Regions from separate parts of the Homo sapiens genome. Here all the other regions are linked to region 3. Evidence: chromatin loops called from intact Hi-C (ENCODE). Cell type or tissue: adrenal gland. All regions are shown on one strand. Region 1 overlaps C1orf216 (chromosome 1 open reading frame 216). Region 2 has its middle 8.7 kb from the start of SFPQ. Region 3 overlaps NCDN (neurochondrin). Region 4 has its middle 8.4 kb from the start of C1orf216. Region 5 overlaps CLSPN-DT (CLSPN divergent transcript).

What was found. Hi-C counts contacts between places; a loop is a spot of excess contacts. Peaks named below come from ENCODE experiments on the same cell type or tissue, not always from the same donor. Only the 100,000 strongest peaks of a DNase experiment are listed, where the experiment ranks them.
Region 1: a loop joins it to region 3, with 4 times the contacts of the local background. A loop is called at or near these places in 107 of 110 quality-filtered maps.
Region 2: a loop joins it to region 3, with 2.7 times the contacts of the local background. A loop is called at or near these places in 55 of 110 quality-filtered maps.
Region 4: it touches region 3 in a loop (7-fold over the local background); 107 of 110 quality-filtered maps call a loop at or near these places.
Region 5: a loop joins it to region 3, with 5 times the contacts of the local background. A loop is called at or near these places in 86 of 110 quality-filtered maps.

Annotation. Positions count from the first base shown.
Region 1 is chr1:35,713,354-35,718,353 of GRCh38, forward strand. C1orf216 (chromosome 1 open reading frame 216) reads right to left here. Exons shown (of 2, transcript NM_152374.2): 2 at 524-2,973. The coding sequence starts at 2,968. The coding sequence ends at 2,279. Among named protein-coding and RNA genes, the nearest start is that of C1orf216, 3.0 kb to the right of the region's middle. RefSeq lists an enhancer at 2,155-2,449. In adrenal gland, a CTCF peak has its summit at 2,297 (motif pointing left); DNase peaks (open chromatin) are centred at 2,398 and 4,668; H3K4me3 peaks cover 702 bases; H3K27ac peaks cover 823 bases.
Region 2 is chr1:35,199,393-35,204,392 of GRCh38, forward strand. No RefSeq gene overlaps it. Among named protein-coding and RNA genes, the nearest start is that of SFPQ, 8.7 kb to the left of the region's middle. RefSeq lists an enhancer at 2,655-2,834. In adrenal gland, CTCF peaks have their summits at 2,903 (motif pointing right) and 3,108; a DNase peak (open chromatin) is centred at 2,837.
Region 3 is chr1:35,566,180-35,571,179 of GRCh38, forward strand. NCDN (neurochondrin) reads left to right here. Exons shown (of 7, transcript NM_014284.3): 7 at 1-600. It overlaps TFAP2E-AS1 (TFAP2E antisense RNA 1), which reads right to left. Exons shown (of 3, transcript NR_183387.1): 3 at 3,632-3,740. Among named protein-coding and RNA genes, the nearest start is that of TFAP2E, 4.6 kb to the right of the region's middle. RefSeq lists a silencer at 4,038-4,139. In adrenal gland, CTCF peaks have their summits at 2,930 (motif pointing right) and 3,130; a DNase peak (open chromatin) is centred at 2,912; H3K27ac peaks cover 422 bases.
Region 4 is chr1:35,724,779-35,729,778 of GRCh38, forward strand. It overlaps a transcript of CLSPN not described here. Among named protein-coding and RNA genes, the nearest start is that of C1orf216, 8.4 kb to the left of the region's middle. RefSeq lists a silencer at 980-1,163. In adrenal gland, a CTCF peak has its summit at 2,268 (motif pointing left); a DNase peak (open chromatin) is centred at 2,263.
Region 5 is chr1:35,772,116-35,777,115 of GRCh38, forward strand. CLSPN-DT (CLSPN divergent transcript) reads left to right here. Exons shown (of 3, transcript NR_199050.1): 2 at 683-895. Among named protein-coding and RNA genes, the nearest start is that of CLSPN-DT, 4.5 kb to the left of the region's middle. In adrenal gland, a CTCF peak has its summit at 2,757; no DNase peak of the experiment used is centred here.

The DNA.
Region 1 (5,000 bases), 150 kb after region 3:
TCAAGCGACTCTCCTGCCTCAGCCTACTGAGTAGCTGGGATTACAGGCACCCGTCCCCACGTCTGGCTAATTTTTGTATTTTTAGTAGAGACAGGCACCATGTTGGCCAGGCTGGTCTTGAACTCCTGACCTCAGGTGATCCACCCATCTCAGCCTCCCAAAGTGCTAGGATTACAGGTGTGAGCCACCGTGCCCTGCCCAGGGTACAGTTGAGTATGTACGAGTGTGTATGGTATGTGTCCCTCGCAATTCATTTAGGCCCAAAGGTGACACAGGACAAGGACAATCCCATATGGGGCTCTCAGGGTAGAAGTCAAGTCTCCCCTGTCACACTGGATGGCCCCTGAGAGACTTCTCCACCCCATTGGATCGCCAGGCACAGCAGTCTAAATTCTTCAGTGTCTTTCCCCAAAACCACCTCCCTAGCTCCTAGTCCAGGACCCTACTCAAAAGGGGAGCTCAGATGGTATGAAAAAGAGGCCATCAGACAACAGGTAGAAGAAAAACACATACTCAAGAAATGTAATTTTCTGCCCCAGTTTATTCATCTTGGGTTGGTCCAGAAGCCGGGTTTATACACTCAATATGCAAGAGCTACAGACAAAAAGTCTTCAGGGCCCACCCCTCACCCCCACTCTCTGGATCTTTCACCCATCCACCTGTCAGGGATGAAACTCTTTAGAGATAGGAAGAGCCCCCCACTTTGCCGATAGGGAGACTGAGGGCCAGAGGCTGCATCAGTGACTTCCATGCCACTGTTCACCCACCAGTGTCCCCTCTTCATACCACTGCTCACCCACCAGGATCTTGCATTCTCTTGGCTCCCAAGAACAAAGCAGAGAGCTAAGCTACCTTAGTCGTTGGTTCTCTCCAAGACTCACCCACTCTGTAACTCGCGGAGCCTGCCAATCCCTGTTTGAAGGGCCATGCAGTGAAAGAAGGGGTTAAAATTCAGCATCCTAAGCATCTCCAGAGGCTTAGGCTGACACTGTCCCCTTCACATCCCAGAAAGCCAACCTCTGGCTCCTCCTGACAGTCCGACTTCAGAGAAATGAACCAAACCAATTCAACATCCAATGCTGCTAAAGCCAGAGAGGCACAGCAAGGTAGAGGCAGAGACAGGGAAGCGATATTTTCCTCATCGGCCTTGGAACATCTTGTCTGTTACTTGCAAGCTTATAAACATACATTGCTTTTCATCAGAAGCTTAAATGAACACGGTTTGCAACAGCTCCTTTTCCAATGGAGAGATGGTTTGTTTGGGAACTGGTATTTTAGAATTCCCATTCTCCTATTCTTCACAGGGTTCCACTGTTATCATCTTTCCTGTCCCCATCTCCCATGTGCCCAAAGGCAGAGTTCAAGAGGGACAGTCCCCTATGTCCTCTGTCCCCATCCCCACCATCATCTTCATCACTACTCCTGGTTCCCTTTCCTGATACCAGTTCTCCACACACTGCCAAAATTGCAGCCAAAATTCCATGGCAGGCCAGAGCAGCCACTAAACCTCCTACAAGTAAAGCCAACATCAGGGACAATAGCCTCAGCTGAGCAAGTCTGGGTTAAGTGAGGGAAAGGGAAAGGAGAGGTGGCCTGGGAAATCCCAGGAGAATGGGTCAGCCACAACCTTCAGATAAATGACAGCATGCTAGCCCTCTGTCTCCAGGGAACAGTGGGACCCAGTGGAGAAGAAAGGCTGGGGTAGGCCATGAGGAACACAAGGTGTGGGTGGACACCCACAGTGCAGCTGGATATGTATTTGCACACACCTGCTCATGAGTCTGCCTACAAACACACATGCTCCTAACATACACCTCCCATGCCTGTGGCCAAACATGTGCACCCCTGCACACACAAGGGCTTCCTCACATACACCTAATACAAGCCTGCACACTCAAACTCACTCATAGACACACACATCTTCTGCCTATACATCCTCACTCATGCGCATATACACACACTGCTGGGTACCTGTCTACACATGCACATACCGAGTTCCTCATTCTTACATACTACACACACACACATATGTTCACTCTTACATGCTCACATATAGGTCTGCAGATAAATTAGCTGTGTGTACACATGTGCACACAGCACACTTAAGCTCATTTATACATGCTTATTCACACATGCCTACACACACCAGCCTACATGTTAGCACATACACACTCATGCCTACCTGCAATCATGCCAGCAAATTATGTACTTACTAGTGCGCCTCACACATGCCTGCAAATATATACATATACCCTTGCACACTTGTGGAGGCACACCCTTAGGCCTGGTCCTGGGGCCTGGATGGTGCTGCCCTCTGCTGGAGACAGCGAATAAGCTCCTTCCGGTTGTCTAGGATGGTGTCGAAGCTCTCCTGCAGTCGGGCCTGCTGGTCAATCAACTGATGCTGCAGGCCCCGGATCCACTGGAGCAGTGCCAGGCGACGGTACATCACCAAGTGCACGTGGTGCTTTTCCTTCTCCTGCTCTTTGTAGCGCTCCTGGACTTGTAAGTGCTGCACAGCCTGGGCCACTGAGGGCAGAAGGGGATCGGGAGGGCCAGGGCCTCGCGGGGTCCCACAGGCAGGCTCAGGACTGCTGCTACGGCTGTCAATGCTCAGGGAACTGCTGGCATAGCCGTTGTCCTCCAGAGGGGAGCAGACTGTGCCAGCACCACCCATCTTCTCAGGCTCAGCCCCGGGAATCTCTGCCCCCTCTGGGGGGCTGCGCACCCCTTCCTCAGGGGATCCAGGGGCCTGGAAGGCTTGGTTGTCAGAGGGTGACTCAGAGGAGCTCCTCCTCAGGATAGGTTCCACTCTGCCTGGCATCCCATGCCAATTCTCGTTAGCATCCTTGGCACTTGCCATGAAGTTGGAGTTGCTGTCTGGTTGGAGCTCGGGCTGACATAATCCAGGAGGTGGGTCCCCCAGGAATTGGCCCCCCTCAGCTAGCCCTGGCTGGATGGCGAACATCTAGCCTGTAAAGGGAAAGCAGGAGACCGAGTCACAGTAGGACAGGGTGGGGTGCCTGAAGTCAGGGCAACTTAGCTGCAGGGACAAGGCTGCAAGCAAGAGCCTGGCCACTCCCTGTCAAGCCCTTTCTCTTGACTCTGGTAACACTTCCCTTCGTGGTTTTCGTCCTCCCTGTCTACCTGTTCATTCTCAGTCTCCTGCAAAGGGTTTTTCCTCCGTCCTCAGAGCCAGGCTGTCTTCTGATTTTGTGCATTTCTCTCCAGAGGACCTCATTCTCTGCTGTAGCTTCAAAGACCATCATATGCTGGTGACTCTCAGATCTGTCTTCAGCCCAGATCCAACTGCTATCCAACCCTGCAACCAACCATAGTCTCCTCAAATTCTACATAACCAGTCCAGGCATGGTGGCTCATACCTGTAATCCCAGCACTTTGGGAGGCCGAGGCAGGCAGATCACCTGAGGTCAGGAGTTCGAGACTAGACTGGCCAACATGGTGAAACCCCATCTCTACTAAAAATACAAAAATTAGCCAGGCATGGTGACAGGCACCTGTAATCCCAGCTATTTGGGAGGCTGAGGCAGGGGAATCACTTGAACCCAGGAGGCAGAGGTTTCAGTGAGCCGAGATTGCGCCACTGCACTCCAGCCTGGGTGACAGAGTGACATCATCCCCCTCCACCACCGCCCCCCGCCAAAATTCTACATAACCAAACAAGCTCTCCTTCAGTATCCTCAGCAAGATGGCTCTGTACTCCATCCAGAAAGCTGAGAGCATCCTGGGGTCCTCACTATCCTTCCTTCTCCCATCTCATTAATAACCACATTCTGACCATTCTTCCTCTTCCAGGCCATTTCTGACCTGGATTATTGCCTCGGCCTTTTCACTGATCTCTCTGCCTCCAGTTAAAAATGTAAATTTCACTTGTCACCACTCCTAATGCCCTCCCTGAATTCCTGCTAAACCTCTACCTGGCCTACAACACCCTGTTTGATCTGGCCCCTGCTCACCCCTCCATACCTGCCTCTTGCCACTCTGCCCCTCCCATCATAGCAAACTGCCCAGAGATCTCAAAACACACCATTGTTTTTCTTACAGTATTCCTTTGGCCTACAATATCCTTCCTCTCCCCTCCCCTCAAAGCTCCTCCCTTCTCCACCCAGCAAATTCCTTTTTGTACTTCAAAATTAGCTGTAATATCCCCATGTTTCCATGTCCCCATGTCTCTGAAGCCGTCTTGATACTGCCCCAATCAATATTACATAAACAAGCACGGTTAGTTATGCCTTCCTCTGGGTCCCCACTGCGCTGGGTATACACTGTCTTATCCAACTTTGCATCCGTCCCTGGCATACATGGTCGACGATCAGTGAATGTCTATTCAACTGGCATTTTTGGTTTGTGGTAATGATCTTGTAATAGCAGTTTGTAATCTGGCTTGGACCTCCTGTATATATCCTCCATCATATTCCCCAGAGTCAGCCAGCATAGAGCCCTGAACCAGGCTGTCTGTGCATACAGGTACTTGCTAAGTGAGTGAATGGGAGAAGAGACTGCAGTGAATTTCCATGCTCAGGAATCCACTCTTGACTCCCCAGGGCTGGAAGAGCTGGGTTCTGGAAGAGCTGGGTTTGGTTCCCTTTCCTACCCCAGCCAGGGAGCCCCGCCTTCCCCAGTGACAAGCTTTTCTTCTGAGCCTGCCCCCTTCCCTCCCAATGCCTCTGGAACACAGCCACTATCTTGCGGTCCCCGTCCCTAGCTTGCTCCATTCTGAGGCCCTGGAGGGAGGGCATACCACACCACTCTTCTCTCCTCCATAACCTGCTTCTAACCAAAATTAGGATTTGAACTGACAAAGGGATTCTACTGACCAAACAGCACTGGGATTAGAACAATTGAAGAGCATGAAGAGGAAGGGTATTGTAAGTGGAGCCGGCACTGGAAGGCGCTCCATAGGTGGCATGGACCCTCCCCACCCCCAGCAATGGGCAGAGAAGTCCTGGGGAGAAGGGTGTAGGAACAGTTCGTTTCTA
Region 2 (5,000 bases), 370 kb before region 3:
TATAACATCCTGTATGTAATATACATTATAGCTGTCTTCACAACTTGTGTTTTCTTGTTTATTTCTTTTTTCTCTTTCTTTTTTCTTTTTTTTCTTTTTTTTTTTTTTTTTTTTTTGAGACAGATTCTCACTGTGTCACCCAGGCTGGAGTGCAGTGGCACGATCTTGGCTCACACACCCAGCTAATTTTTGTATTTTTAGTGGAAATGGGATTTCACCATGTTGGCCAGGCTGATCTCAAACTCCTGACCTTAAGTGACCTGCCAGCCTCAGCCTCCCAAAGTGCTGGAATTACAGGCATGAGCCACCGCATGCAGCCTATTTCTTCATTTGTCCATTGTCTGTCTCCTCTGTTGGACTGAAACTCTGACTTCTTTAAGGCTGTATCACTGGCACCTAAAACAGACACTAGCACAGAAATAAACATTTGTTGAGTGAATGAATAAATAAAAGCATAATGGTGAAGAACAGGCTGTTTCCATCTGAGCAGGGTATTGTCCCAAGATCTTTCACTTTTCTGACACACTTGCTTTTTGGGGACATTGTGAGGATCGTGTGAAGTGTTTAGTACTTTCTAAGTGCTCAGTAAAGCCAGGTGCACTGGTTTGAGCCTGTAATCCCAGCTATTCAAAAGGCTGAGACAGGAGGACCACTTCAGGCCAGGAGTTTGAGACCAGCCTGGGCAACATAGCAAGACCCCATATCTAAAAAAGTAATAAGAAGAAGTTATCTGGGCGTGGTGGCAGGTGCCTGTAGTCCTAGCTACTTGGGAGACTGAAGTGGAGGGATCTCTTGAAGCCAGGACCCAGGAGTTGGAGGTTGCAGTGAGTTGTGATGGTGCCACTAAACTCTATCCTGGGTGACAGAGCAAGATTCTGTCTCTAAATAAAAGTTAAAAGTTTGGTATGTGTACCAAAAGAGTAATTATTTAATACTGTGAGTAATATCTACTTCAAATAATAGCCAGTATCAAAATAGCCAAAATCAACTGATCATTTAGTTTATGCCATACAATGTAGTAAATACTTAATATTGAATTGTGTTTTTGTTTTTGGTATTGTTTTGTTTTGTTTTGTTTTGTTGAGATGGAGTCTTGCTCTGTCGCCCAGGCTGGAGTGCAGTATTGCGATCTTGGCTCACTGCAACCTCCGCCTCCTGGGTTCAAGCAATTCTCCTGCCTCAGCCTCCCAAGTACCTGGGACTACAGGTACCTACCACCAGGCCCACCTAATTTTTGTATTTTTAGTAGAGACAGGGTTTCATCATGTTGGCCAGGCTGGTCTCGAACTCCTGACATCAGGTGATCCACCCACCTTGGCCTCCCAAAGTGCTGGGATTATAGCCGTGAGCCACTGTACTCGGCCTTAATATTGAATTCTTATTACAACTCTGAGATTTATAGTATTATTTGCTCATCTTTCAGATTAAAAAACCACCATTACTGTAATCCAAGGTAACATTATTCTTTCTCTCTCTTTTTTATTTCTTGAGAGGTGGAGTCTCATTATGTTGCCCAGGCTGGTCTCAAACTTCTGTGCTCAAGTGATCCTCCCACCTCAGCCTCCTGAGTCTACAGGCACAGGTCACTATGCCCAGCCAAGCTAACGTTGTTTTATTACATCCAGGATACACACTGGAAACTAACAATGTAACATGATTTCTCACCTAGACTTCTGCAAAAGCTTTCTGACTGGTCATCCCAATTGCCTTCCTCCTTCCTATTTTCCAGGCAGCAAGCAAATTATCATTTTTAAAGGCAAATCTGATGCTTCAGTTCCCCTCTTTTAAATTCCTTATTGTCTTCCTATTGCCCTTAGGAGAAAAAACAACCTCCTTAACTCCTATGATGTCCCTCCATTCCCTGGCCATCGCATTCCTCCCCAGCCTCATCCCTGACTCCTGAATTCTTTGCTGTAGTCACACTGACTGCCTTTAGTTCTTTTAACTTCTCACGTTCTCACCTGAAATAGTATCTTCCTGGTCACCGTCTCCCTCCTTTATGGTTAGCTCTTATCCATCTTTCAGGACTTGACTTACACTTGCCCTTCTCTGGAGGCCTTCTGTGACCCCAAGGACCAAGTTGCTGCATTTCATTAGCATCCTGTACTTTCACTCCTATAGTATTCATCCCACTTTATTATAGAGACTTGCAAAATTGTACACTTTAGCCTGTAAGATCATGAGGACAATGACTGAGATTCTCTTTTAAGCACCAAATCCTCAGGGCCTAGTGCTGTGATACTCTATATTTGAACAAATGAATAAGTGAATGAGCCCATTAATCTTTCCTTTTCTGAACCATTGAAGAATGTCCTCAACATAAATGACAAATTTCAGATATTAAACACAACTCTGTAGTTCACATCTGTGGTCAATTATCATGCCTGAATAATATGTAGAACAATCTTTACCTTGTAATACTCTGAATGTGGGTGAACTTACAGTTCAAACACTATAATTACAATAAAATGAAAATTATAATTATCCTCTTGTTTGAGTATTTATAAGGCCTAGAAGGGTAGGGGATGGAAATAATATGCTTGATGAAACACGCTGCCGCTCTCTAATGAATATTAATTCAATTGACTAAATTTACATCTTCAGCTGTCCCCCAGGGCTTGAGAAACCATGTTGGTCAGCAGGTGTTAATTTAGCTTCGTAGTTCTCTTTTCCAACTTTGAAGAGGCTATTCAGTTTTCAGATCTATCAGCGCTTGTCTCTGAGGCTTCATGCACACAATAGAGAGCTCAAATTATTTTGCTGGGGGCAGAAAAGGAGAGCTAAAAGAAGGACATCTAAGCTCCTCAAATGCACACTGCCTCCCCCAAGGAAGTGGCTCTTAGATGAGCCCAACTGGCAAACTCTAACCGTGCAGTAAAACCCTCACCACTAGGTGTCTCAGTGGCTGTGCCACTTCCTCCATCTCCTTGGAAAGCAAATAGCGGCATACACTCCATTACTCTATTGTTATTGAGCCTCCAAGCAAAGAACCTTTTGGAAGGGTTGATTTCAATACCTGGGTAAATTTTCCAGTAGATCTAATCAGTATCTAGATTGCCTCTCTTAATGAGAGAAACATTGGATTAACTGCAGTGTCTTCCTCTGTTACTGCCTTCCTTTATTTAGGGAAAACGTGCTCTGTTTGTAGTACCTTTATTTATTTAATTATTTCTCCATCTAATTTATTTCTTTATTGTGTTGGGGGATGGGGAGAGGTCTTCCTTAGTCATGATGAGCGACCCCATATTCATCACCTGTCACCCCCACACTGAACTAAATATCTTTCCAGGTTTTTTCCACACAGTTACTTTAGTCTTGAAGGCATTTATTTTCAGCTGCCCCTAAGTTTACCACTTGAACTGATTTTAAAGGTAAAAAAAAAAAAAATGGAGTTTAAAGACTCATCAAATGGAGGAAGATAGCTCAGAGGTAGGTATAAATTTTTACCATAAGTGTACTTCAGAAATTAATGAGAAAGGAAAGAAATATTCAACAAATGGTATTAGAGTATTTAATTTGCTATATATGTATATATATGTATATATATGTATATATGTATATATATGTATATATGTATATATATGTATATATGTATATATGTATATATGTATATATATGTGTATATATATGTATATATGTATATATATATAATCAAACTGATTCTAGATGGATAAAAGAAATATGTGTATTTTTTAAACAAACCCAGAAAGAATGAGAAGAAAATAGAAGTGAATATCAGATCTTTGTCAGGAAGGGCAATTTTTAAGATTTACTCTGATAGAATAAATCACAAAACAAAATATTAGTAAATTTCCCTGCATGAAGATTAGAAACCACCAGGTTAAAAACCAAGACGATAATAAAAATTAAAAGTTAAATTGAAAAAATAATTGCAAGAAAAAATTATAATAAGTGGTTAATATCTTTCCTATGTAAAGGATGTGTACAATTTTATAAGAAAAATAATCAAGATCCCAATTAATAGCCAAAATAAATGAACTAACACATGGAAAATATTCATCCTCTGATGATAATTACAGAACTAGAAATAAAAATGAGAGACTATTTTTCATCTAAGTTAACACAAATTTAAACAGCCACTACTGACATAATTCTTTTGAAAAATAATTTGGCAAATTCATTTTCTCCCTCTCTCTCTCCTTTTCCCTCCCCCTCTCCCTCCCTCTCTGCATCCTCCCCGCTTTCATTCATTCATTTATTTAACAAATACCCTCTGTGTGCCTGCCAGGTGCTGGAATCTAGCCTAAATTCTAAATACAGAAAAATTTTATGTATAAATTTGTTCATCTCCACATGATTACTAATAGCATTAAATCAAAAACATCCTACATTGTCTACATTGTCATCCAGAGGCAAGGTCTTCTTTTGCTTAAGACAATCTTAGTTTATGTTTGATATCCCAGTATAATTAATAAATAGTGCCCCCCCCCCCCCCCACTAAGACAGCTTTCTGGCTGATAGCAGTCAAGTATCTTGAGGAAGGGCCAGTTTTTCTAATTTGTACAAAAGCACCATTGGGATTAGCCACTGTCCATTAAGTTACTAAGGTTGGATGATTTCTGGTTTCCTATTTTTCTGCAATTTCTAGATTTTCTAAAATGGATTTTACGTGTGTGGGCTTTACGTGCATTAACTCATTTAATTTTCACAACCCCGTAATTATTTATTTTTCTTATTTCACCCCCTTTTTTTAAGATAAGGGATTAAGTCACCGAGAGTCACATAGTTATGAAGTGATAGAACCAAGATTTACACCTGCATAGTCCATATCCAGACCTTTAAACAGCAAGTTATCCTGTCCATAGGGATAACTATATCCAGTTGGACTTCTTATTCATTTATGGGGGGATAAAGATTACCTATGCTCACAAATGTTATTTGGAAAGTACATACAAATAGTAGCCCCAAAATGTGTCTATCTCTTACAAACAAAATATGTTCTCTTAAGTCCACTAATTATAAATACATTGTAAATACAG
Region 3 (5,000 bases):
CAGTTCTTCCTATCAGCTTCAGTGACCCAGGGTCTGAACTGCCTCCATCCTAGGGCAACCTGGGGCAGACAGGCCTGGTGGGGGGTGGGGAAACCTCCTTCCACCTGAGCTTGCTTGAAGGGACCCAGAGTCTTTGGGCCCAGATCTTTAAACCTTTGTGTCGTGTTGCAGCAGAGTGACGATGGGGGTTGGGGGGTTATTTATTTTGCCTGTCCTTATCCCTGCTTGGACACCTGAGCATCTGATTCCTGTCCCCCTGGTGCCATCTGGCCTGGCTGGAGCCAGGAACAGGAGGGACACTTCCCCAGAATCCGCATGTTTCCCCAGTGATTACACTCCACTGCCACCGTGGTGCCTGGCTTTAACTCCCACCCCTGCTATGACTCCTCTCTGCAGAGACGCGACTGGCGGCTCCAGCAGGGACTACCTTTCTTATAAACCCAGGGGGACCACACACACACACACACACACACACACACACACACACACACACACACACACTCTTGATCCCTTGCTTCCCTCCCCCAGTGCGTTCTGTGATCGCCAAGTTCAAAGCTGTGCACATGTGGACACTCAATAAATGTTCATTGGTGACGAGAAGCCTCCTGCGTGGTCTGCCCTGCACCTGCTCTCTCCCTTCCAGGCTCCATCAGTTCACAGCTACCAGGTGCTGAACACATGCCCTGCTAAACACATCATGAGACCTCATTCAGCCCTTCCAAGAATCCTCTGAAGGGTTCTGATTTTACAGACAAAGCAACTTTGGCATGGATAAGTGATTGGCTCAAGGTGTTGCCGCTAGTCAGTGCCAGAGCCAGGACTCCACACAGGCCATCCGACTCCCCAGCCCACATCTTTCACTTGTACAGCAGATTGCCAAACTCATGTTGATGTGGCCAGGCCTTGTGGGGGCTCTGGTGCTCTCAAGTACAGATGAAACACTGCACCCCCGCCCCCATGTCACTGGGTTGCTGCCAAGTGGCCCTGCCATATCCTCCCATTTTTAAAGAAGTCAGGAATCCTAATTTGTATGTGAAACCCAACTTTTGAATGTCAGTAACTATCTTTAATTAAATAACTACTGATCCAACAAAACATGCAGTCCAAATGTAGCTTTCAGGTTACCAGCTGTTGATCCTGTATGCCAAATGAGAAGCCAGAGGGCCTGCAAGCTTCAGCAGATGAGCCAAGTACCCACTATGGGTACTTCACCAGTCCTGAGCCAAAGCTGTGAGGTTGGAGCCAGACAGGCCCCAGACCCATACCCTCCGCAACCTCCTCCACCTAGGCCCTCAAACCTATAAGCACGTGCTGAGCATAGCCTATGTGCCCACCTGTGGTTGGCTATGCATAGACAGGAATATTTATTTATTGACTGGTTGTACTGAAAGCCATCTTCTTAGCATGGATTCTCTGGGGTAAATATGAAAAGACATAGAGGCTAGGTGTGGTGGCTAACGCCTGTAATCCCAATACTTTGGGAGTCTGAGGTGGGAGGATCACTTGAGCCCAGGAATTCAAGATCAGCCTGGGCAACACAGTGAGACTCCATCTCTACAAAAGAAAAACAATTAGCCGGGCATGGTGCCTCGTGCCTGTAGTCCCTGCTACTCCCGAGACTGAGGCGAGAGGTTCTCTTGAGCCCAGGGGTTTGAGGTTATAGTGAGCTATGATCACACCACTGCATTCCAGCCTGGAAGACAGGGTGAGATCCTGTCTCAAAAAAACAAAAACAAAAACAAAAAAACTGTAAGCAGTGGCTTCTATGTAGGTCCAAACACAGTGTGGCTGGAGCATGCGAGCCCCTCAGACTGGCCAAACGATTGCAGGAAAACTTACAGCAACTATGTGCTCTGAGACTTCAGGGTGAGGAGGGGCTTGCCAGGCAGACACGAAAAGGAACAGCAAGGTCTGAAGGCATGCAAGCTTGAGAACTACGAGTAGTTTCGCATTCCATGGTGTATAGAGTGTGAAGTGTGGAGTGGTGGAAGATGAGGTTGAACCAGCAGGCATGGACCAGATCCTACTGTGCTGTGCTCAGAAGCTTAAACGTGGAATCATGCTGAGAGATCAAATTGCAGTTTTGTTTTTTTTAGAAGCAGGGTCTCACTCTGTTGCCCAGCCTGATCTCGAAACTCATGGCCTCAAGTAATCCTTTTGCCTCAGCCTCCCAAAGTGCTGGGATTGTAGGCATGAGCCACCATCCCCGGCTAGACTGCAGATTTTTTAGCAGATTGAATGTGATCCCGTTTGCATTTTGGGAAGATGAGGCACTGCAAGAGGAATGGCTGAGCCAGGGAGCTCAGAGAGGAGATGCTAAGTCTGAACTAAGCCAGTGGCAATGAGGCTGGAGAAGATACAGGTAGGAGTTAATAGGACTTGGTGATTAACTGGAAGTGAAGAGGGGTAAAGAGAAGGGGAGTAGAACCAAGGATGACTCCCAGATTCCTGATCTGGGAGACTGAGTGGATAATGGGGCATTCACTGTCACTGGGAACACTGGGACAGAGACAGATTTGTGCATACCATACACAACTCAACTTGGTAAATGGCGAATTTGTGCTGCTCATGGTATATCCAAGGGGTAGTTGCTTTCTATGGTCTGGAGCTCAAGAAAAGTCTGGGCAAGTGACAGATTTGGGAGCTGTCAGTATAGAGGGTCCCTAAAGTCATGGGAGGGACTGAGATCATCTGGGGAAGTGAAAAGAGAAGAGAAAGGTCCCAAATAAAGTGACAGCCACCCATGGTCCCTGCTGTCAGGGTGCTCTCCCTCCCATAGTGGAGAAGTCAAACCCTGCAAAGCTTCCTAATACAAGGCAGACAGAGTTCTGTGCTTAAATGAGGTATGGTCAGAGAGTTCTGGCTTGCTCTTGGTATTTCAGCGGAGTGGGGAAAAGGGAGATCTGAGCTGCAGTTGTGAGATCTAACCACGAGATGGCGCCTTGGCATCTCCTTGTGCCAGATTTCCCCACCCTGCAAACACTCAGCCTGGCCTGGAGCAGGAGGTGATCAAAGGCTGGGAGGATGAGGGTGGCTGTGTCAACAATAAATGAGGCAGATCAGAGTTTTTTCTTAACATAAAATCCAAATGCAAGCTCACTTTTTGAAAAGAGAAGGAGCCTTGGAGAAAAGCAGTATGCCAAGTGTGCCAAATGGGAGTCCACGTATGTTTGAGCATGCAACTCTATGTCAATATATGTCCCATGTTCCTATGTGTACTTGTGTTTCCCATGAATGTCTCTGTGCAAGTTGTGTGCCCCATGTTCCCAAGGCTGTCTGCATGTGTACCCCACTGCACCCCAGGCCTCCACATGTGTGCATGTGTCCCAGGGAGCAGACAACCAGAAATCTCCACCTCCATGCCTCAGAGAGTGAGGAGTCCCTTGGCACTGAAAGAAGTAGTCCTGAGTCTGAAATCATGGGACTCTGATGTTTTAGGGAGACTCAAAGCAGCAGCAGACCATGGAGAACATCCCTCTCCCCAGTAGCCATAATCAAAATCACTCACTTATCAGATGATCTCTTCAGATTATACCTGGGTTCTATGTGTAGATACCCAGGATCATGTTCACATAGAGCCTTCCTAAAGGATCCCTTAATAGGCCAGTGGATTCATAACACCATCCATTGATGTGTTTATCATTTACAGTATTTAATAAGCATTCATTGAGTTCCTGCCATGCCCCAAGCACAGCGCTAGATACATTTTCTGTTTCTCCTTTAATCTTGTGAAGCAGTTCCTGAAAGAGGAAAAGTAAGTTAGTCACAACTGCAGAGTCTGGAATGCTCATTAGAATGTTTAAACTTTTTTTCCCCCGAAGATGGGTCATGGGGAGCCCTAGGAAAGTTTTCAGTAGGGAGGTAACATGGTCCAGTCACTCTTGTGGAAGTTGGAAATTGATCAGAAGAGATATGAATAAAGTCAGGAGACCAGTTAGAGAATTGTTGCAATGGCCTAGATAGTGGTTCTTAAACTTTAATGTGCCTCTGAGTCACCTTAAGGACTTATTAATAACACAGGTTGCTGGGCTCCACCCCCAGAGTTATTGACTCAGAAGGTCATGAGTGGGATCCAAGAATTGGGACTTCTAGCAAGCTCCCAGATATTGTTGGTGATGCTGGTCCAGGAACCACTCTTTGGCTGTGTTGCCCAGGCTGGTCTCAAACTCCTGGGCTCAAGGGACCACACTTTGAGAGCCACTGATCTATGAGTAAGAGTAAGGTAGTTTAAGGTGCTGAGACAGGGTGCCATGTGCCCTCTGGGATACCTGCCTCAATTCTCCACCACATACCTTCTGTGGGTGGATGTTTAAGGGTTAGAAATGGCAACACTCCATAAGGATTAGCTTGTGGGGGTTAAGGAAAGGACCTACGCTCTTCTGGGATGACTAGCAAGTTTTGAACTTGAAAAAGGGTGGTGTCATTTATGAAACTACAGAGCAAAGGAGAAGCAGGTTGGGGTTGGTGCTGGGGATAGAGGAGATGTTGAGTTCAGTGTTGGACTTGGAAAATTTCAGACAGCTGCAATGAGATGTCTGGAGAAAATACGCAGCTGGCAGCTGTGTCTATGGGTCTGGATCTCTCACTAGTGATTCAGGCCAGAGATAACACAGTTGGGAGATAACAGTAGACAGGTAGTCATTAAAGACTTGGGCCGGGCGTGGTGACTCATGCCTGTAATCCCAGCACTTTGGGAGGCTGAGGCGAGTGTTCACTTGAAGTCAGGAGTTCGAGATCAGCCTGGCTGACATGATGAAACCCTGTCTCTAGTAAAAATACAAAAGTTAGCCGGGCGTGGTGGTGGGCCCCTGTAATCCCAGTTACTCAGGAAACTGAGACATGAGAATCGCTTGAACCCGGGAGGTGGAGGTTGCAGTGAGCCGAGATTGTGCCACTGCACTCCAGCCCAAGCAACAGAGTGAGACTCTGTTATAAAAAAAAAAAAAAAAAAGACTTGAGAGGGGATGAGCTCACTCATGAAGAGTGCAGGAAGAAAAAGA
Region 4 (5,000 bases), 160 kb after region 3:
GAACGAACATTATTCCCCAGAATTGGTTCATCTTGGGAAAGGAAGGCCTAGGAAGCTGATGACCTACTTGTTTTGTTCATCCATTTCTCTACTGCTTCTTAAAGGTAAAGTGCCTCTTTAGTCTATCAAGAAATTACTATGTGTTTACCTTAGGTAAAATATGCCCATTCCCCTATCTTCCATTTTGGCTGTTTTCCCAGCTGTAAAATGACAAGGCGGTACATTCAATTAGAAGTTTTAAAGCATTTTTAGAGCCTTGAAGTAATTTCTTTTTCCTCAACAAAATCTTTCCAATATATCCAGTTTGAGATCTGTCTTCCCCTAAACCCTCCACCTAAGGGCTCCGAGGGAACTTCAGAGAAGCTTTTAAAAGTTCGGCAGGGCACAGCTGCAAATCCACTGCACCAGATGAACCTAGGAAATGAATCCTCCCCCTGTCCCCAACACTGTTCCCCTTCTCACCCACCCCTTCCAAGGGAAAAGGGAGAAACAGGTCTTTTCGGAGCTGCTGGAAGAATGAAAGGTAATATAAATTCTTTCTCTCCAGTGCACTCAAGCGGTCACCAGGACATCAGAAAAGCCAAATCCAAGGTCCCAAGGCTCTTGATCATCCAGTGCCCACAACAGAGGGAGTAAGCTAGACGGAGAAGCTGAAGTGAAGGAGGAAAGAGAGAAGGGGGTGCCTGTTCCACCCCCTTCCTAGCAGCTGCCTCTGTGGGCTCCATAATCCCCATGCCCTCTCCCCCACCCCACCCTCCGGCCGCCCACCTCTCCTCCACCCACCCCATTCATCAGTAGGAGGGCACTGTATCAGCACAGCCTTTCAAGGCCTGACAGTTCCTTTCTGGGTGCCCCCCACATGTAACCACTTAACCCCCAGCACAAAGGGCCAGCCTGAATGGGCTTGGAGCCGGTGGCTCGTGCGGAGGGGGAGGCCTCAATAGGATTTGGGGAGCTGGGTGTATAAACCGCTCTGCTCCAGCAGCCCTCAATGGAGGAGCTGGAGTTGGGGCATGTGCCGAGGGGAGGAGCTCGGCAGCTGCATCCCGCCCCTGAACAATGATTTATTCATTCTCCTGGCACGCACAGAGAAGACAGGCTGGGGAAACATGGCCCCACAAATCGCCCTCAGCCTCAGCTGATTCCCACGGCAATCATTGCAGTTCAGAGTGCCCCCTCCCACTTGTAATGTTTTGCCTCAAGCTTGCCCTTCCTCTTCCTCGTAAGGAAGTAGACTACATTACGGGAGGCCTTAAGTAGCCTTAAATTCAGGCAAGCATCGTTCTTTGAGTTGGTTGCACCCAAACTCAATCTCACTCTCTCAAAGCTTTCTGGCCAGGTTTTCCTCACACACCCATAGAAACAGATGCAGACAAAAAAAAAAAAAAAAAAAAAAAGCGCATAGCAAAACCTGTCTCCAGGATGGCCCCCAGCAGGGAGTTGGGGAGCTTAGCCTAGAAGTAACTGACAGGTGATGGGAATGTAGTAAATGTTTGCTGGATGAGTTAATGGCTGCTAACAAAAGGTAGTATGCTTGCTGCTGTCACTCCTCTTCCCAGACCCTTTCCTCCTTCTTGTAGTCACATCCATCTGGCTCCAATTCCCAGAAGAATCTCTTAGAAATCTTTGGGGATGAGGGGACAGAATGAAGACAGGTAAGCAAAGATGCTAAAACCTGTAAATAAACAATGCTGGGTGGTGGTGGTGGGGGTGCGGTTTCAAGAAGTCAAATTGTGACAAAAGGAAATTTGCTCTCGCCCTCTTGCCTCCATATGTCATGTCACCAGGGCCAGATCACACACACACATCATCATAATAAATAAAACTGAAAATCAATACCGTTAGCAGAACAGGGAGAGCCAGAATGAAGTGACCATCCTCAGACTGGCCCCTGGGCCTACTGGCCCCAAGCTTGTAATTACCTTGTCACACAGAAAACAAATCTATTGTGGGTGGTAAGTGTGAGAGGTGGGGGATCCCAGGCACGGAGCTTGCCGGACGAGGAGCAGGGGAAGGGGCACAGTAGGAAGACTGATTGGCCTTCAGTGATGGTGGTACAGGAGCTTGAGACTAACAAAACTAAGGCCTGGACAGTTTAAGAAAGTTTTGTTGTTTTAGTCAGGAGGGTGAACACCCTAAGGGAGGTGATCCTGCCCAATACTGGTGTGGGGCGTGAAGTTGCCGGGGAAAAGGCTTCAAGCCCACTCCTGGAGCCTCAGAAGGGCAGGTGGCTAGGATGCTGCTGCCCTCTGGTGGGCATAAAGAGACAGTATCCACACCTCCAACGCTGGAAATCCATTGCAAAGGAGTCTCCGTTCTTTGTTGTTCTAAAGGCTTGGCCACCAGGACTAGTGCATTCATAGCTTGGATTTCCCAGGAAGCCAACTCTGAGACTGTTTAATGTGCTGGATGTTTATTAAGAACCTCCTTTGGGATCAACAGCTGTGGAAGAATGAGAATGAGCAGGAGTGGCCAGAGGAAGAGGCTGATCTACAAGACAAGCCAGTGACAGCCTCAGCCAACCCCACAGGGAGCTCTGAAGCTAGAATGGCCCTTCAGAGTTGACCCAAAATAAGCTAAGAAGGCCAGGCCGTTACACACCTGTTGCCATTGAATGTGGGCTATCCTTGACCTTGGGCAAGGTGCTCTCTGAGGCAATTCCCACCCTGGAAGACTGTCTGCATAGTGCTTCCAACAGCTAGGCCAACAAGGCCTTCATGGAAGGGTCCACCCTCCACACCATAACTCATCAAATATTTGTCAAAGGAACAGCAGGTTTAGATCATGCCTCAGGCTGCAGGCTCAGTTGGGACAGTCTACAAGTCTCAGTTACCGGGGCTGTTATGCACTGATCCTTGGAAACGGTGAGGGGGGCCTTAATGCTCAGATTCATGGATTCATTCATTCAACGAGCATTTGTTGAGATTTACTCTGTGCCAGGCCTTGAGGCAGACACTTTACAATTTTTTTTTATTTAATCCTCACAACTGTGAAGCTAGTATTAACTCAGATTATTCAGATGAGATCAAGTTATTAAGTAGCTTTCACAGTCCAATGACACTTTGAAAAAAATGCCACTCACAATGGGACAAGTGCTATTGCTGCCGCCAAAGATTTCTCAGGCCAGAAAGGGTCTTGGCTGTCTTCTGTGTGTGTGCATATGTGTATGAACTGGATGGCTTGCTTTCTGCTTTCAGCCAGAACATTTCCTCTATGGCAGCCAAGAGCTATGCCTCAATAGCCTCCTGCTTTAATTCCTTCCTAAAAATGTTGCTGCTCAAGGTAACAAAACCACAAGCTTTTTTTTTTTTTTTTTTTTTCTTTTGAGGCAGTCTCACTCTGTCACCCAGACTGGAATGCAATGCTGCAGTTTTGGCTCATTGCAGCCACAACCTCCAGGCTCAAGTGATTTCCTACCTCAGCCTCCCAAGTAGTTGGAACCACAGGTGCATGCCACCATGCACAGCTAATTTTTGTATTTTTTGTAGAGATGGGGTTTCGCCATTTTGCCCAGGCTGGTCTCAAACCCCTGAGTTCAAGCAAACCCCCCACCTCAACCTCCCAAAGTGCTGGGATTACAGGCATGTGCCACCATGCCTGGCCCAAAACCACAAGTTTTACAAATTCCTGGTTGTAGCTACAGAGCAAGCCACCATTGCCCAAAAGAAAACTGGGCTAGCTCCTTCCCTGGATAGTCAATGGAGAGACAGCCCTGGATCCTCAGTGTTCTTTTAGCCATTTGATCATCAGAAAGTTGATGATAAGTTCTTCCCTAATGTCTAACCTCCATATTTGCTGCAACTCTTTGGAACAATAACATTGAAGGGACAAGAAGCACAGGTTTCTGTTTCAGAAAACTCTCAGTACCCTGCACCTCTCACTAACCTGCCCACTCTGTGTAAGGGACTGAGGGCTGGAAAGATAGAGAAAACTGTCAGCTGCTGTTCTTCTATAGCCCTGATGGGTTCTAATCCTTGGTCAATTAAGACATCCAGCAACCAACATGAAGATTTTAATTTTCTCATTTAGATTCTAATCATAAAGAACTTGAAGGAAAATGAAGGAGGGAGTATGCTTGGAAGTCATGGAACAATTTCTGGGTCTAACTACAGAGACATTCACTCAACCTCACCCTCCCCTCAAACACACACACACACACACACACACACACACACACACACACACACACACACACACACACACGCCTTTCCTGCTGGGCCCCCAGAACCTAATTTTTCACGTTTGGAAAACCCAGATGATTTTTGCCTAGGTCCATCTGGTTTTCCAAATAACCTGTCTTTTTGATAAATAACGTAAGTTAAATTAGACAAGACAAACAAACAGAAGGGTGGGCAGTCAGCCTTTTTCCTTCCTTCAGCCTCTGAGAAAAAGAGATGAGGGCCAAAAAACCCAAACCACGGCTCACTCCCAACCCTGCCTCAGCACTTTCTACCCCTTGGACTAGGCAATAATTCTCCAGCCTGGAGCTGGGAGCTGCCTCTTCAACCCTACATCTAGCCCACCAGCCATCAAGAATTCCGCGGACTACGGTTCTCTCTAAAATGAAGGGAAGGAACTCAGGTGTCCACCCCAACTCCTTCCAATCACCCTTAGGCTGTAGCTACTTCAAACTCCCTTTTCCCATTATGAATCCCACCACAGGGTAGAACTAAATCAATAAACTGAAAATGAAAAACCTTTAAGGTGAGAGGAGAGAGGACAAAAAGAGGGGATGGGAAGGACGTGGATGGTACAGACCAAGACAATAAAACTACTGGGGACAGAAACCAGGCACCTTGGTCTCAAAAGGTAAAATCTGAGGTGACACCAGCCATACACAAGCCACGTCTATCTCCCCAGTTCACTGGAGTCCAGGCATACACACAGGCCTCCATTTCTACTGCTATAACAAGTCTCAGCACATAGCTAGCCACCAATGGTGGACTATGGAGCTTTGTTGGGGCTTGGCTTCTCCTTCCCACTCAGCTCTACCCATTCCT
Region 5 (5,000 bases), 210 kb after region 3:
TATGGCACTCCCCATCATATATGGAGGGCTAACGTTTATTGAAGCCTTACTCAGTGGCAGAAACAGTTGCAAGGATTTTATAAGTGTTATCTTATTTAATCTTCAGAGTAAACTTGTAATATTATTATCTCTTTCTTAGAAGATGAGGAAACCAGACTTTTAAAAGGCTAGAAACTGGTGGAGCCAATTTTCAGACTCTATGTGACTTCAGAGCTCATACCCCTCAGAAAGACCCTGCCTGAGCATCCTCTGTGTTCTGCCTCCTTATCCTATGCTGGTTTCCCTGATAACACTTTCCTTTGCCTGAAATTTTATTTATATCTATTTGTCTGTTGTTGCTCCAAGAGAACAGGCGTTTTGTTTTCTTGGCCTCTGTATCATTGCAACCTAGAATTGTCTTTCTTAAACTTGAGCATGCATCAGAATAATCTGAAAGGCTGGTAAAAACAGCTATTGTTGGGTCCTAGTGCCAAAGTTTCTGATTCAGTATGTCTGAAGTGGGGTCCAGAGATGTATACTTCTTTCTTTCCTTTTTTTCTTTTTCTCCCTGAGTGCAGTGGCATGATCACAGCTCACTGCAGCCTCAACCTCCCAGGCTCAAGCAACCCTTCCACCTCAGCCTCCCAAGTGGCTGGGACTACAGGTGTGCACCACCATGCCCAGCTAATTTTTTATTTTGTAGAGACGGGGTGTCACCATGTTGCCCAAGCTGGTCTCAAACTCCTGGACTCAAGCAACCTGCACATCTCGGCCTCGCAAAGTGCTGGGATTACGGGCATGAACCACCGTGCCCCACAGGAATGTATATTACTAACAAATTCCCTGGTGATGCTAGTGTTGCTGATCTGGAGACCACACTTTGAGAACAAAGGACTTAGAACATCCCAGGTTCAAGGTAGGAAAACTGATAAATATTTGTTGAACTAATTAATTCATTCACTTGACAACTTCTTGAGCTCCCTCTGAAAATGAATGAGTGAAATAATATTCCTTATATTAGTATTTTAAAATATCTTTGGGGAGCACCTTTTCACTCATCACAGAAGCTAAGAGAGAAAGCTCCAATTTGAACAATGGGTGGACATGGGTAAGCTAGGAAAGGAAAACCTTTCATTCAATTTTTATTGTGGTAAAACATATATAACATGAAATTTACCATCTTAACCATTTTAAAGTATGCAGTTCAGAAGTACATTCAAATTGTTATGTAACCAATCTACCAATCTTCAGAATTCTTTTCTTTTTCTCTTCTTTTTTTTTTTTGAAATGGAGTTTTGCTCTTGTTGCCTAGGCTGGAATGCAATGGTGCTATCTTGGCTCACTGCAACCTCTGCCTCCCGGGTTCAAGCAATTCTCCTGCCTCAGCCTCCCAAGTAGCTGGGATTACAGGCACCTGCCACCACGCCTGGCTACTTTTTTGTATGTATTCTTAGGAGAGACGGGGTTTCACCATGTTGGCCAGGCTAGTCTTGAACTCCTGACCTCAAGTGACCCATGCACCTCGGCCTCCCAAAGCGCTGGGATTACAGGTGTGACCCAACGGGCCTGGCCTAGAACTCCTTTCATCTTGCAAAACTGAAACTCTATGCCCATTAAGCAACAACTTCATACTCCTCCCATCCCCAGGAAACTTTTATTTTACACATTAACTTGTGCCAAGATAAAGTGAGTCTGTATTTAGAATTAGCAACCTGTATTCTCAATTTTGGTGAGTGGAACCATATCCACTCACCAGTTTAGAAACCTGTGAATCACCTTGACCTCTCTGTCCCTTCATTGTTGTAGTCATCCAACAATCCTTGTTTATCAAGTTGATAAATGGCAACAAAGGAAACATCTGGAGTGCTCACTTTACAGGGATTAGTCTGAACCTGTCCCATAGAGGGCTTCATAAACTTAGGTAACTAATTTAGTTTCTCAGAAATGTGTTCTTTTTTGGAGGTTGGGTGCAGTGGGTCATGCCTGTAATCCCAGAATTTTGGGAGGCTGAGGCAGTCAGATCACTTGAGGCCAGGAGTTTGAGACCAGCCTGGCCAACATGGTGAAACCCTGACTCTACTAAAAACACAAAAATTAGCCGGGCGTGGTGGCGGGCACCTGTAGTCCCAGCTACTTGGGAGGCTGAGGCAGGAGAATTGCTTGAACCTGGGAGGCGGAGATTGTGGTGAGCTGAGATCGTGCACCACTGCACTCCAGCCTGGGTGACAGAGCAAGACTCCATTTCAAAAAAAGAAAAGAAACTTGTTCTTTTTTGTAACTAGAAAACACTGGATGAGATCATGATTCTCAAATAGGTTTAATGAGTAGGGCACCCGAAAGTATAGCACTTCATAGGAAGCATTTTGCAGTACTGATGCTGTTAATCTGGTCATTTGAATGCGGAAACATTTTAACTAGTAGGATATATTATTATATCACAAAAAAATATTTAAAAAGCAATTCTGACATTACAAGTCTGGGAAAAAATCAGCCATGGAACTTAACATGCTCAGCCAGTTCTAAAAGTGCTCTATTTATATTGTGCTCCTTGGCAGACAAAAGCAGAAACCAAAGGCTTAAGAAAGTTTGGAGGAAGATAATTGACTGAATTATGTCTTTTATTTCTTTTTCTGCAAATTGAGGAAGATTACCATGTTACATTTTTAGTACTGCTATTCCTCTGGAGTAAAGTTTAAAACTACCTGCTTTTCCAAAGTCCTGGGCCGCTAAATTACCTTCGTCCCTGGGGAAACACTGCCACTGTGTGGCAGACCTTGGTTATGCCACTCTATCCTAAAACCATTTGAGACGTGGGGGTCATTTTAAGATTATTCAAGTTATTTAATTTTTCCTTTGGTGGGGTAAAATAACTGCATCTCCCAGTATCTTATTTTAAAAATAATTTCGGCCAGGTGAGGTGGCTCACGCCTGTAATCCCAGCACTTTAGGAGGCCGAGGCTGGTGGATTGCCTAAGCTCAGGAGTTCACAACCAGCCTGGGCAACACGGTGAAACCCCGTCTCTACTAAAAATACAAAAAAAAAAAAAATTAGCCAGGCGTGGTGGTGTGTGCCTGTAGTCCTGCTACTCGGGAGGCTGAGGCAGGAGAATCGCTTAAACTCGTGAGGCAGAGGTTGCAGTGAGCCGAGATCACACCACCGCACTCCAGCCTGGGAGACAGAACGAGACTCTGTCTCAACAACAACAAAAAAATCATATTGTCATTCCATACAGTTATGAAGCTTCTCTTAGAGAGTACCCTGCTTGAAGGTCAGAGCTGTTTTTCTTGCTTATCATAGTAGCCTCTGACTTTTAAAATGGTACAGGGCCTCGGTGCAGTGGCTCAGCCTGTAATCCCAGCACTTTGGGGAGGCTGAGGCAGGTGGATCACTTGAGGCCAGGAGTTCGACCAGAATAATAGGAGCTAGACCAGTTTTTTAAGTGGGAGATTATGGGAACCTGAACTAGATCAATGGTAGTAACAATGAAGAGGAGAGGATGGTGAAACTCTGTCTCTACTAAAAATGCAAAAATCAGCCCAGTGCGGTGGCACATGCCTGTAATCCCAGCTACTCCGGAGGCTGACACACAAGAATCACTTGAACCCAGGAGTCAGAGGTTGCAGTGAGCCAAGATTGCACCACTGCACTCCAGCCTGGGCAACAGAGTGAGACTCTGTCTCAAAAAATAATAAGACACTGGACACGGTGGTTCATGCTTGTTATCCCAGCACTTTGGAAGGCCGAGGCAGGTGGATCACTTGAGGCCGGGAGTTCAAAACCAGCCTGGCCAACATGGTGAAACCCCGTCTCTGCTAAAAATACAAAAATTAGCCGGGTGTAGTGGCAGGTGCCTGTAATCCCAGTTACTCAGGGAGTCTGAGGCAGGAGAATCGCTTGAACCTGGGATGCAGAGGCTGCAGTAAGCCAAGATCGCGCCACTGCACTCCAGCCTGGGTAACAGAGTGAGACTCGGTCTCAAAAAAAAAAAAAGAAAATAAAAAAAGGAAATAATAATAGAATAAAAGAAAACAGCACAGGGCTGGACACAATGGCTCATGTCTGTAATCCCAGCACTTTGGGAGGCTGAGACAGGAGGAGGCTTGAGCTCAGAAGTTCAAGACCAGCCTGAGCAACATAGTGAGACCTCATCTTTACTAAAAATTTTTTTAAAAATTAGCTGAGAGTGGTGACGAGCACCTGTGGTCCCAGCCACTTAGGAGGCTGAAGTGGGAAGATCACTTGAGCCTGAGGCTGTAATGAGCCATGATCGCACCACTGCACTCCAGCCTGGCCAACGGAGCGAGACCGTGACTCAATTTTTTTTTAAAGGTGTAGGGCCTGAAATATAGTGGGTGCTTAATAAATAATTGTTAAGGCCAGGCGCAGTGGCTCACACCTATAATCCCAGCACTTTGGGAGGCCAAGGCAGGTGGATCATAAGGTCAAGAGTTCAAGACCAGCCTGGCCAAGATGGTGAAACCCAGTCTCTACTAAAAATACAAAAAATTAGCCGGGCATGGTGGCAGGTGCCTGTAATCCCAGCTATTTGTGAGGCTGAAGCAGAGAATTGCTTGAATCCGGGAGGCGGAGGTTGCAGTGAGCCAAGATTGCACCACTGCACTCCAGCCTGGGTGACAGAGTGAGACTCTGTCTCAAAAAAAGAATAAACAAATAATAAATGATTGTTGAATAAGTGGTTAAGATACTAGGGACTAAACAAAAACAAAAACAAATAATGCCAGGGCCTTTTCCCAAGGTATATAAGCACACACCGTCAGCTAGACTGTGTGCAGAAGCTCCCTTCCCATGACACTGGGGAAATCTAAAGTACCTATAAAATATTCATCCACTTGAGCACCTATTTTAAGCCCCTACTAGATACAAAGAATATAAAGACAAATAAAATACAATCTTGTTCTCAGAGAGCTTCCCACTGCAGTCAGAGACAGGCAAGCAAACAAGCATGTGTGATATGGAAGTGTGTACAGGTAGCTTCAGGAGTGAGCTATTTGTCCTTGAG